3 separate regions of the Homo sapiens genome follow, and all the other regions are linked to region 1. The links are chromatin contacts, found by Hi-C or POLR2A ChIA-PET in ENCODE. All regions are on one chromosome and are shown on one strand. The core of a region is the stretch at or near the end of the contact, and the rest is flanking DNA. Distances in the headings are between cores, read along the strand shown.

Evidence for each region. A loop is a pair of places that touch in the nucleus more often than their neighbours do. ChIA-PET counts read pairs that join two places held with the same protein, here RNA polymerase II (POLR2A). Pooled maps may share reads with other maps.
Region 2: a pooled map shows a loop between it and region 1 (15-fold over the local background). The contact joins two enhancer-like sites. A Hi-C loop is called at or near these places in 9 of 37 single-sample maps with no recorded cell type and 7 of 50 pooled maps. POLR2A ChIA-PET finds 5 or more read pairs at or near these places in 1 of 52 experiments (activated B cell).
Region 3: a loop to region 1 is called in a map of GM12878, with 4 times the contacts of the local background. The contact joins two enhancer-like sites. A Hi-C loop is called at or near these places in 1 of 168 maps with a recorded cell type or tissue (GM12878), 18 of 37 single-sample maps with no recorded cell type and 5 of 50 pooled maps.

What each region holds. Positions count from the first base shown.
Region 1 is chr12:31,404,735-31,408,656 of GRCh38, reverse strand. All of the region lies in intron 14 of DENND5B (DENN domain containing 5B), which reads left to right. Among named protein-coding and RNA genes, the nearest start is that of LINC02387, 37 kb to the right of the region's middle. RefSeq lists enhancers at 2,357-2,526, 3,407-3,546. Within about 2 kb of position 2,181, at least 3 of the 41 ENCODE cell types and tissues checked have a DNase peak (open chromatin) inside an H3K27ac peak, as active enhancers do; they include GM12878, where a contact is called at or near this core.
Region 2 is chr12:31,894,647-31,898,568 of GRCh38, reverse strand. It overlaps the pseudogene RPLP2P4. Among named protein-coding and RNA genes, the nearest start is that of LINC02422, 9.4 kb to the right of the region's middle. RefSeq lists a silencer at 2,488-2,587. Within about 2 kb of position 1,873, at least 18 of the 41 ENCODE cell types and tissues checked have a DNase peak (open chromatin) inside an H3K27ac peak, as active enhancers do.
Region 3 is chr12:31,809,516-31,813,437 of GRCh38, reverse strand. No RefSeq gene overlaps it. Among named protein-coding and RNA genes, the nearest start is that of H3-5, 19 kb to the right of the region's middle. Within about 2 kb of position 2,282, at least 2 of the 41 ENCODE cell types and tissues checked have a DNase peak (open chromatin) inside an H3K27ac peak, as active enhancers do; they include GM12878, where a contact is called at or near this core.

The DNA.
Region 1 (3,922 bases), core at 932-3,431:
GAGAATTTTTTTTTTTTTTTTTTTTTTTTTTTGATAGAGTCTCACTCCATCACCCAGGCTGGAGTGCAGTGGCACGATCTCAGCTCACCGCAGCCTCCACCTCCTGGGTTCAAGGAATTCTTGTGCCTCAGCCTCCTGAGTAGCTGGAATTACAGGCACGCCCCACCACACCCGGCTAATTTTTGTATTTTTAGTAGAGATGGGGTTTCACCATGTTGGCCAGGCTGGTCTCGAACTCCTGACCTCAAGTGACCCACCTGCCTCAGCCTCCCAAAGTGCTGGGATTACAGGCATGAGCCACCACGCTGGACCTGGAGATTTTGTTGTTTTTGTTGTTGTTATTGTTTTTGGTTTTTTTGAGATGGTGTCTGGCTCTGTCACCTAGGCTGGAGTGCAGTGGTGGAATCTCAGCTCACTGCAACCTCCGTCCCCTGGGATCAAGCGATTCTCCTGCCTTAGCCTCCCAAATCACACATCTGTATATAGGCATATGTCACCATGCCCGGCTAATTTTTGTGTTTTTAGTGGAGACAGGGTTTCACCATGTTGGCCAGGCTGGTCTCAAACTCCTGACCTCAGGTGATCCATCCGCCTCAACCTCCCAATGTGCTAGGATTACAGGTGTGAGCCACTGAGCCTGTCCAAGAGATGTATTTTTTATAGAAAGCCGAATGATAGCATTTATTCTTTCCTTCATTGCTAATTCTTATTTGCAGTGGGTCCTCTTCCTTACTTTGGAGAATTTTTACTTGTATCAATTAGGAATTGCATTTAGCTGCAAGTATCAGAAACTTGAAAACCAGTGGTTTACAGCATAGTAATTTCACTTACATAATAAAGGTCTCAAAGTAGGCAGTGGGCAGTGCTGTCACGGACCCAGGCTCATTGTCTTTTTCCTGTTAGACATGCTCTGTGTGTGCTAGTTACCTCATGGTTTCAACATGGCTGTTCTCAGCATACCTTCCAGCAGGAAGGAGAGAGTGCCAAGGAGGGGCAGGATCTGTGCTAGAAAGACATAATTTTCCAAAAAATCTCAATAAATATCACTAACATTTCACTGGCCAGAATTGTGTAGGTTTTGGCTTTCCAGTCTCTGGTAACGGAAGACAAAGGAAAAGGGAATTGGAATGGGGATTAGGCCATCCTGTAATGCCTGTCAAGTTACTATTCGTTGATTAGGTTACTGCAGGTGTAAGAAACTAAAAAGTTATATACAGTTTTAAAATTGGGCCGGGCGCGGTGGCTCAAGCCTGTAATCCCAGCGCTTTGGGAGGCCAAGGCAGTTGGATCACAAGGGCAGGGGTTAGAGACCAGCCTGACCAACATGGTGAAACCCCGTCTCTACTAAAAATACAAAAATTAGCTGGGTGTGGTGGTGGGCGCCTGTAATCCCAGCTACTCAGGAGGCTGAGGTAGGAGAATTGCTTGAACCCGGGAGGCGGAGGTTGCAGTCAGCCGAGATTGCGCCACTGCACTCCAGCCTGGGCGACAGAGCGAGACTCCGTCTCAAAATAAATAAATAAATAAATTAATTAATTAATTTAATTAAATCGAAGAGGCCAGGCACAGTGGCTCACACCTGTAATGCCAGCACCTTGGGAGGCCAAGGCGGGTGGATCACATGAGGTCAGGAGTTCGAGACTGACGTGGCCAACATGGTGAAACCTCATCTCTACCAAAAAATACAAAAATTAGCCGGACGTGGTGGCGCTTGCTTTAGTCCCACCTACTCAGGAGGCTGATGTGGGAGAATCACTTGAACCCGGGAGGCAGAGGTTGCAGTGAGCCAAGATCACACCACTGCCCTCCAGCCTGGGTGACAGGTTGAGACTGTCTCTAAATAAGTAAGAAGTAGTAGCAGTAGAGGATTCCTAAAATCCTCCTTATATCTGTAGATTTCTCTTCATCTGAGTAACTCTTTCAATTTGAGGAATTCTTCATGAAAGAAATTTTTAAATTTAATCATATTGCTTTTTCATACTTAAACTATGAAATCACTGTTGTGCATCTGTGGGCCTTTTGCAGCCACAGAACTGCTGACCCTAAACATGCCTTTTTCTGCAGATTTTCTTAGCAGTGCAAGAAATGAGAAAAGCCTCTGGCACCTAAAATAAAGTCTTAACACTAACCTCTTCTGCTTTCAGTTTCAAAACCCATTTGATTCTGATGATTACTAAACCGTGAATATATGGCCTTTTCTCTGACATTTTCCTATCCTAAAGCCAAAATAAAAGGACACAAAGGGAGACTCTTCACCTAACATAAAGAAAGTCTTTTATGTAAAATTAGGGAAATGAACCATTTATCTCATTTGTTTTCCTCATCTAAGAGTGCACTGAACCATGAGCTCATATTGTGAGGCTATATCTAGGCACCTTCTTTAGTAAATGTTTTTCATCCTACTTGTAGATCTTTCACGGAGGGCTTCTAACACCCCCTCTTATGATCAAATGGGCAGAAATCCCAAGGATAACAACAAATATTGATTCTACCCTACTTAAAAAAAAAAATGGCTGGGCATGGTGGCTCACACCTGTAATCCTAGCACTTTTGGAGGCCGAGGTGGCGGATCACCTGAGGTCAGGAGGTCAAGACCAGCCTGGCCAACATGGGGAAACCCTGTCTCTACTAAAAGTACAAAAATTAGCTGGGCATGGTGGGCGCACACCTGTAATCCCAGCTACTCCAGAGACTGAGGTAGGAGAATCGCTTGAACCCGGGAGGCGGAGGTTGCAGTGAGCTGAAATCGCCCCACTGCACTCGAGCCTGGGCATCAGAACAAGACTTCTTCTCAAAAAATAAATAAATAGTGGCCAGGTGCGATGGCTCACACCTGTAATCCCAGCACTTTGGGAGGCCTTGGTGGGTGAATCACGTGGTCAGGAGTTCAAGACCAGCCTGGCCAAGATGATAAAACCCCGTCTCTGCTAAAAGTACAAAAATTAGCTGGGCACGGTGGCAAGCCCCCGTAATCCCAACTACTTGGGAGGCTAAGGCAGGAGAATCACTTGAACCCGGGCGGCAGAGGTTGCAGTGAGCTGAGATTGCACCACTGCACTCCAGCCTGGGAGATAGAGTGAAACTCTGCCTCAAAAATACATACATACATACATACATACATACATACATACATACATACATACATGGCAGGTGGCTCATGCCGGTAGTCTTAACACTTTGGGAGGCCAAGGCAGGCAGATCTCTTGAGCTTAGGAGTTTGAGACCAGCCTGGGCAACATGGCAAAACCCTGCCTCTACTAAAACTACAAAAAAATAGCTGGGCGTAGTGGTGCACACCTCTGGTCCCAGCTACTGGGGAGGCCGAGGTGGGAGGATCACTTGAGCCCAGGAGGTGGAGATTGCAGTAAGCTTGAGATCGTGCCACTGCACTCTACCCTGGGTGACAGAGCGAGACCGTGTCTCAAAAAAAAAAAACTTTAAAATTTTACAATCAGGCCAGGTGCAGTGGCTCATGCCTGGAGTTCCAGCACTTTGAGAGGCCAAGGCAAAAAGATCGCTTGAGTCCAGTTCAAGACTAGCCTGGGCAAAATAGTGACATGCTGTCTCAACAAAAGAACAATTAAAAAGTTAGCTAGGGGCCGGGCACGGTGGCTCATGCCTGTAATCCCAGCACTTTGGGAGGCCGAGGTGAGCAGATCACCTGAGGTCAGGAGTTCGAGACCATCCTGGTCAACATGGTGAAACCGCATCTCTACTAAAAATACAAAAAATAGCTGGCCGTGGTGGTGTGCAGTTGTAATCCCAGCTACTCAGGAGGCTGAGGCAGGAGAATCGCTTGAGCCCGGGAGGCAGAGGTTGCAGTGAGCCGAGATCATGCCATTGCACTCCAGCCTGGGCCACAAGAGCAAAACTCTGTCTCAAAAAAAAAAAAAAAAAGCTAGAGGTCGGACGCGGTGGCTTA
Region 2 (3,922 bases), core at 624-3,123, 490 kb before region 1:
GGTGAGACACCACGCCTGGCCCCTTTCTTCTTTTTTTTCCTTCCTGCCTCCTTTCCTCCTTCCTTCCTTCTTTCCAGAAATTAGTGTCAGTTCATCCTGTTTCTTTTTTATTGACTAGATCGGGGTCAGAAAACTGACCTGCAGCCTGTTTTTGTATGACCCATGGGCTAAGAATGGCTTTATCTTTTTAAATGGTGGATAACAAATCCCCAACATGCCTGTCTTTTGAGTTATGCCTCTCCCAGTCCGGATCAGTTGCTTTCTACATTTGCTGTTTTTGATCCTGTGATTTTCCTTCGCCATCACTTTGCGTCTCTCCTGTTTCTTCTATTCCCTTCCCTTTCCCTCCCCTCCCCTCCCCCACTCCCCTTCCTCTCCCTCCTTCCCTCCCTCCCTTCTTTCTTTCTTTCCAGGGGAATTGGCAGGGGAGCAGGAAGTCAAATCATATGTCACCATGTGACTCTTGGGACTCCTTCTTCTCATGTTTCTTCTTCTTTGTAGTAGGGGCAGGGCCAGCAGCAGGAGCTACAGAGCCGGGGCAGCAGAGGCGGCCACAGCCTTGTGGGAGAGCACAATGGCAACTTGCCAATACCCTGGGCAATGACACCTTTAATGTTTTTTCCATTCAGCTCACTGATGATCTTGCTGCACTGGTTGCCATTGGCCTTATTGCTTATATTGTACAGGATCTTCTTGACGTCCTTGGTGCTGGGCAAGGGGTTGCCCCCGAGGGCAGCCAGTAGGTAGGAAGGACGACCTTCTGTGTCCCGGAGGAAAAGAAAGCCACACCTTCCTCTTTTAGTTTGTTTCTTTTCTTATTCCTGTGTTGCTGCTGAGAAACCCAATCCAATTCCGACTCCCCCACCACCCTTTTGTGCCACCCTTCTACCCCTTCTGGAAGCCTGAGAATCTCCTGTTTGTCCTAGATATTTTACATTTCACAATCATATGCTTTAGTGCAGGACAATTTTCATCTATTATGATGGACACTTTCAATTTGGTTCTTCTATTCTGAGTGTGTTTCTTCAACTATTTCTTTTTTTTTTTTTTTTGGAGATGGAGTCTCGCCCTGTTGCCCAGGCTGGAGTGCAGCGGCCCAGTCTCAGCTCACTGCAACCTCCGCCTCCTGGGTTCAAGCGATTCTTCTGCCTCAGCCTCCCAAGTAGCTGCGACTACAGGTGCATGCCACCACACCCAGCTAATTTTTTGTATTTTAGTAGAGACATGGTTTCACTGTGTTGCCCAGGCTGGTCTTGAACTCCTGAGCTCAGGCAATCCGCCCGCCTCAGCCTCCCAAAGTGCTAGGATTTCAGGTGTGAGCCACCACGCCCAGCCTGAACTATTTCATTGTTGATTTCTTCCCCTCTGTTTTACTCTTCCTGGAAATTCTATTATTTGGCTGCTGAACTTCATAGATTTCATAAATTTTCTTACCTTTTTTCTCTCATTTCCTATCTCCTTGTCTTTTTGCCACGCTTTCTGTGTAATTTCCTCAATTTTATCTTTCAATTCTTCATTAAAATGTTCATTTCTTATCATGTCTTTAACGTCTAAAATTTCTTCTTGTTCTCTGAATGTTCCTCTTTTTACAAAATAACATCTTGTTCTTGTTTTCAGAATGCAGTATCTTTTCTTATCTTATCTTTCTCAAGACTGAGAAATGGAAAACTACAGAAACCACAACTTGAAAAACAGTACAGAGACCACAATTTGCAAGACAGATAAACTATGTCAGCAACAGCTCAGCTTGGACCCAGGTGTTCAGGAAACAAAACCACAGACTTTTTCACAGACAGCCTTGCCTAGCCTATCGACACAGTCAGTGACTCAACTTTGCAACTTTTGACCAATTCTTTCCTGCCCTAACTCTACCCTTCCTTCCTGCCCCTCCCCCAACTCTTGTTATCCCCGCCCTAAAAGCATCCTTTGGCTAACGCCTCCTCAGTGAAACTGTATAAAACTCAAATGTTAAAGCTACTCGGCGTCCATTTGACTGACTCCATTTGCTCACTATCTCCCTTGCCTGGCACATTTCTAATAAACTAAGCTTCCTTAGTTATTGTTATTTGTTATTTGTTTGTTCTATGTTTTAACCATAACAGATTTCTTTGCTGCTCTTTTATGAGAAACTTTCTTTTTTTTTGAGACAGAGTCTCACTCCGACGGGGTTTCACCATGTTGGCCAGGCTGATCTCAAACTCCTGACCTCAAGTGATCCGCCCGCCTCAGCCTCCTAAAGTGCTAGGATTACAGGTGTAAGCCACCGGGCCTGGTCTTTTATTTATTTATTTTTTTGAGATGGAGTCTCGCTCTGTCACCCAGGCTGGAATGCAGTGGCGCTCTCGGCTCACTGTAACCTGCACCCCCTGAGTTCAAGTGATTCTCCTGCCTCAGCCTCCTGAGTAGCTGGGACTACAGGCGACCGCCACCATGCCCAGCTAATTTTTGTATTTTCAGTAGAGATGGGGTTTTACCATGTTAGCCAGGATGGTCTCGATCTCTTGACCTTGTGATACACCTCCCTCGGCCTCCCAAAGTGAGTGAGGGAGCCACCGCGCCCAACCGGCACCTGGTCTTTTATGAGAAGCTTTGACTGAACATGAGTTAGTTTTCTTTCATCCACATAGTATTCTGTTTCTCCAAGGTGCTTTCCCTGCTTGTGTGCTTTTTGTCTTGCATGATAGAGGCTTACTTTAGAGTTCTGGTAATTTTTGGTTTCTTACGATGAGGAATGAAGGACTACAGCTGATTGGAAGTTTGCAGTATATGGAGAGCTCTTGTATTTCTGAGTTTACTGTAGGGCCATTTATTTGTTGGGTAATCTTATCAGTTTCTCTTCTTTCCTCTTGGGCTGCTTTGATTCCTGAGAGAAAGGTGTGACAATCCCCTTCCTAGAGGGTAAAGATCTGGCTGACATGGTTTGGGCACTAAATGATTGATGAAGGCTGTGAGGCAGGAGGCAGGGGCTTAGCAATCAGCAAGCATGTGATTGTGTAAACCTCCATTTTTGTTTGGTATCAAAGCTCTCAGCTGTACTTGATGTTTCCCAGTCCACAGACTCCAACTTCTGCTGAAACTAGGGAGAAACAGTCATCCAGCAGCATGAGAGCAGGTAGAAGATCTGGGTCTGTTTGTGATTCTACAATATAATCATTTCTGTTTTCAATTTTTCTCTACTGTTGCCACATAATTCAGCTTTCTCAGTTCTTCTGAGTTAGTCTGCAATCATCTCTTTGCTTTTTAGCTTTCAAAGGTTTATCATCGGCCAGGTGCAGTGTGGCTCATGCCTGTAATCCCAGCATTCGGGAGGCTGAGGCAGGCAGATCACCTGAGGTCAGGAGTTCGAGACCATCCTGGCCAACATGGTGAAACCCCGTCTCTACTAAAAATACAATAATTAGCCATGTGTGGTGGCATGCGCCTGTAGTCCCAGTTACTGCAGAGGCTGAGGCAGGAGAATGGCTAGAACCCAGGAGGTGGAGGTTGCAGTGAGCCAAGCTTGTGCCACTGCAATCCAGCCTGGTGACAGAGTGAGACTCTATCTCAAAAAAAAAAAAAAAAAAAAAAAAAAAGAAAAAAGAAATGTGAAGACAGGAGATTTGAGAGGGGCCAGGGGCAGAATTATAGGGTTTGGCTGTGGCTGCACCCAAATCTCATCTTGAATTTTAGTTCCCATAGTCCCCACATGTTGTGTAAGGGACCCGGTGGGATGTAATTGAATCATGGTGGCAGTTTCTCCCATGCTATTGTTGTGATAGTAAGTTCTCACGAGATTTGATAGTTTTATAAGGAGCTTGCTGCTTCACTTGACCCTCATTCTCCTTCCTGCTGCCCTGTGAAGAAGAACATGTTTGCTTCCCTTTCCACCATGATCATCAGTTTCCTAAGGCCTCCTCAGCCATGCTGAACTGTGAGTCAGTTA
Region 3 (3,922 bases), core at 1,033-3,532, 400 kb before region 1:
GAGAACTTTGGACTTCATTTGAAATGCACTGAAAATCAAAGGCAAGATTTTACTGAAGGGAGTGTGACATTACATTTTAAAAAGATTATTCTGGGTGCAGTGTGAGGAATGCAATAGAGAAAAAACAAGATTGAAAGCAGAAAGGAAGTTAAAAGGCTTTTGGACTAATCAGGTGAGAAACTATAAGGTAGTTAAAATGAGGGTGGTGACAGTATAGATGGAAGGAAATGAACAGATTAGAAAGATACTTAAATGATAAAATTGATGGAACTTGGTGATTTGTTAGATATGAATACTAAAAGAGAAAGATGGTCCCCAAGCTCCTGAAAGGAGAAATTGGATGAATGTTGGTGCCATTCAATGGGATATTCAAGTGGAAATGTTAAATGTGCAGTTGAATATAGGCGCTCAGGCCGGGCGCGGTGGCTCACGCCTGTAATCCCAGCACTTTGGGAGGCCGAGGTGGGTGGATCATATGAGGTCAGGAGTTTGAGACTAGTCTGGCTAACATGGTGAACCCCATCGCTACTAAAAATAGAAAAACTAGCCGGGCATGGTGGTGCATGCCTGTAGCCCCAGCTACTTGGGAGGCTGAGGCTAGAGAATGACTTGAACCCAGGAGGCTTGAACCCAGGAGCCGAGATCGTGCCACTGCACTATAGCCTGGGTGACAGAGTGAGACTCCGTCTCAAAATAATAATAATAATAATAATAATAATAATAATAATAATAATAATAATAAAAGGAAAATAGGAGCTCAGAGGCTGGGCACGGTGGCTTGTGCCTGTAATCCCAGCTGTCTGGGAGGCCGAGGCCAGTAGATCGCTTGAGCTCGGGAGTTTGAGACCAGTCTGGGCAACATGGCAAAACCCCTTCTCTACAAAAAAATACAAAAATTAGCTGGTGCTTGGTGGCTCATGCCTGTAGTCCCAGACACTTGGGAGGCTGAGGTGGGAGGATGGCTTGAGCACTGGAAGTCAAGGCTGCAATGAGCCATGATCGCACCATTGCACTCCAGCTTGGGTGACAGAGTGAGACCCTCTAAAAAAAAAGGAAAATAGGAGCTCAGAGGAGAACTGGGGACATATTTATCCACAGGTGGTAATCAGAGCCATGGATGTGGTTAATAACCTGGCCAACGTGGTGAAACCCCGTTGCTAATTAAAAAATACAAAAATTGGCCGGGCATGGTGGCTCACGCCTGTAATCCCAGCACTTTGGGAGGCTGAGGTGGGCAGATCACCTAAAGTCAGAAGTTTGAGACTGGCCTGACCAATATGGTGAAACCCTGTCTCTACTAAAAATACAAAAATTAGCCTGGCGCAGTGGCGCACACCTGTAGTCCCAGCTACTCGAGAGGCTGAGGCAGGAGAATCACTGGAACCCAGGAGGCAGAGGTTGCAGTAGGCCGAGATCGCACCACTGCACTCCAGCCCGGGCAACAGAGGAAGACTCCATTTCAAAAATAAAAAATAAAAAATTAGCCAGGCATGGTGGCACACGCCTGTAATCCCAGCTACTCAGGAGGCTGAGGCAGGAGAATAACTTGAACCTGGGTGGCGGAGGTTGCAGTGAGCCAAGATTGCGACACTGTACTCCAGCCTAGGGGATAGAGTACGCACTCCAGCCTGGGGGATAGAGCGAGACTCTGTCTCAAAAAAAAAAAAAAAAGAAGAAAAGAATTAGCTGGGCCTGGTGGCAGGCGCAGCTACTGGAGAGGCTGAGGCAGGAGAATCGCTTGACCCCGGGAGGCTGAGGTTGCAGTGAGCTGAGATCGCGCCACTGCACTCCAGCCTGGACTAAGAGCGAAACTCCGTCTCAAAAAAAGACTGGCAGAAGAGCATAAACTGACAAAGGAGTCTAAAAAGAAATGAGCAGAGATGCAGGCAGAACACCAGGAGAGCATCATGTCACAGAATGCTGCTGAGAGTTAAGGAATACGAGGATTGAAAAACAGCCACTGGATGGAAAGACAAAGGGGTCATTGATAGCGTTGGGAAGAGTCATTTTGGGGGAGTGGATGAAGCTAGATTGCAGTGTCAAGGGAATAAGTACAAGTGACAGGGAGTGTAGATGACTGTGAGAAACGTAGACATAAAAGGGAAGAGAGATAGGCCACAGACTCATCCCTCCATAAATAACAGTTTTGTTATTACTATTTACTAGTCATTTTTCAAAAGCAAAACTTTGAGACATTTATTTACTTCCCCACATTACCAATTATTACATCATAATTCTGAGTGGCTGTCTTATATCTTCTCAGAAAAAGTGCACTATTGAGTGGCTGGCATCTCATAGAGAGCTTCAGTCTTTGGTCATAGCATTAGGAGCCCTTGGTTTCACAGGTCATTTAATAGATTGTTTAGGTACTTACACTTAAGATTTTCTTTCTTTTTTTTTTTTTTTGAGACTGAGTCTCGCTCTGTCGCCCAGGCTGGAGTGCAGTGGCACGATCTCGGCTCACTGCAAGCTCTGCCTCCCAGGTTCACACTATTCTCCTGCCTCAGCCTCCGGAGTAGCTGGGACTACAGGCGCCCGCCACCGCGCCCGGTTAATTTTTTATATTTTTAGTAGAGACGGGTTTTCACCATGTTAGCCAGGATGGTCTCGATCTCTTGACCTTGTGATCCACCCGCCTCGGCCTCCCAAAGTGCTGGGATTACAGGCGTGAGCCACTGCACCCGGCCTACACTTAAGATTTTCACCTAAGTATCCAATTTACTTGTTTAGTGGATTTTTTGATTAATTAATTTTTTTTGGAAACAGAATCTCACTGTCACCCAGGCTGGAGTGCAGTGGTACAATCATAGCTCACTGCAGCCTCGACCTCCCAGGCTCAAGTGATCCTCCCACCTCAGCCTCCCAAGTAGCTGGGAACACAGGCATGCACGACCATGCCCGGTTAATTTTTTTACTTTTTGTAGAGATGAGGTTTCACCATGTTGCCCAGTCTGGTTCTCGAACTCCTGGGCATAAGTGATCCACCTGCTTCGGCCTCCTAAAGTGCTAGGATTACAGGTGTGAGCCACTGTGCCCAGCCTTAATTAATTATTTTAACATTAATTTTATTTTTTTAAAAAATAAGCAGGCCAGGCATGGTGGCCCATGCCTGTAATCCCAGCACTTTGGGAGGCCGAGGCAGGCAGATCATCTGAAGTCAGGAGTTCGAGACCAGCCTGGCCAACATGGTGAAACCCCATCTCTACTAAAAATATAAAAATCAGCCGGGCGTGGTGGTGCACGCCTGTAGTCCCAGCTACTCGGGAGGCTGAGGCAGGAGAATCGTTTGAACCCGGGAAGTGGAAGTTGCAGTGAGCCGAGATCTCGCCACTGTACTCCAGCTTGGTGACAGAGCGAGACTCCGTCTCAAAAAAAAAAAAAGCAATACATCCAAATGCTTCAAAATTCAGAAAGAGGCCAGGCACGGTGGCTCACACCTGTAATCTCAGCACTGTGGGAGGCCAAGGCAGGCGGATCACCTGAAGTCAGGAGTTCGAGACCAGCCTGGCCAACATGGTGAAACTCCATCTATACTAAAAATACAAAAATTAGCCGGGTGTGGCGATGCACACCTGTAATCCCAGCTACTCGGGAAGCTGAGGCAGGAGAATCACTTGAACCTAGGAGGCGGAGGTTGCGGTGAGCCGAGATCGTGCCACTGCACTCCATCCTGGGCAAGGGGGAGACTCTGTCTCAAAAAAAAAAAAATTCAGAAAGAACTAAAAGTTCAGTGAAAGTTTACTTTTCACCGTATTCCTGAACCCCTAGTTTCCTTCCTGGGGCAGCTGTACTTTATTTAACCAGGAGCCTAGTGATGAACATTTGCTTGTTAACAGTCTTCTATTATGAATGAAACAATGGATAATCTTGTATATGTCATTTTGTGCATACGTGAGTGTCTTCAGTCTATTTCCCTAGAAGC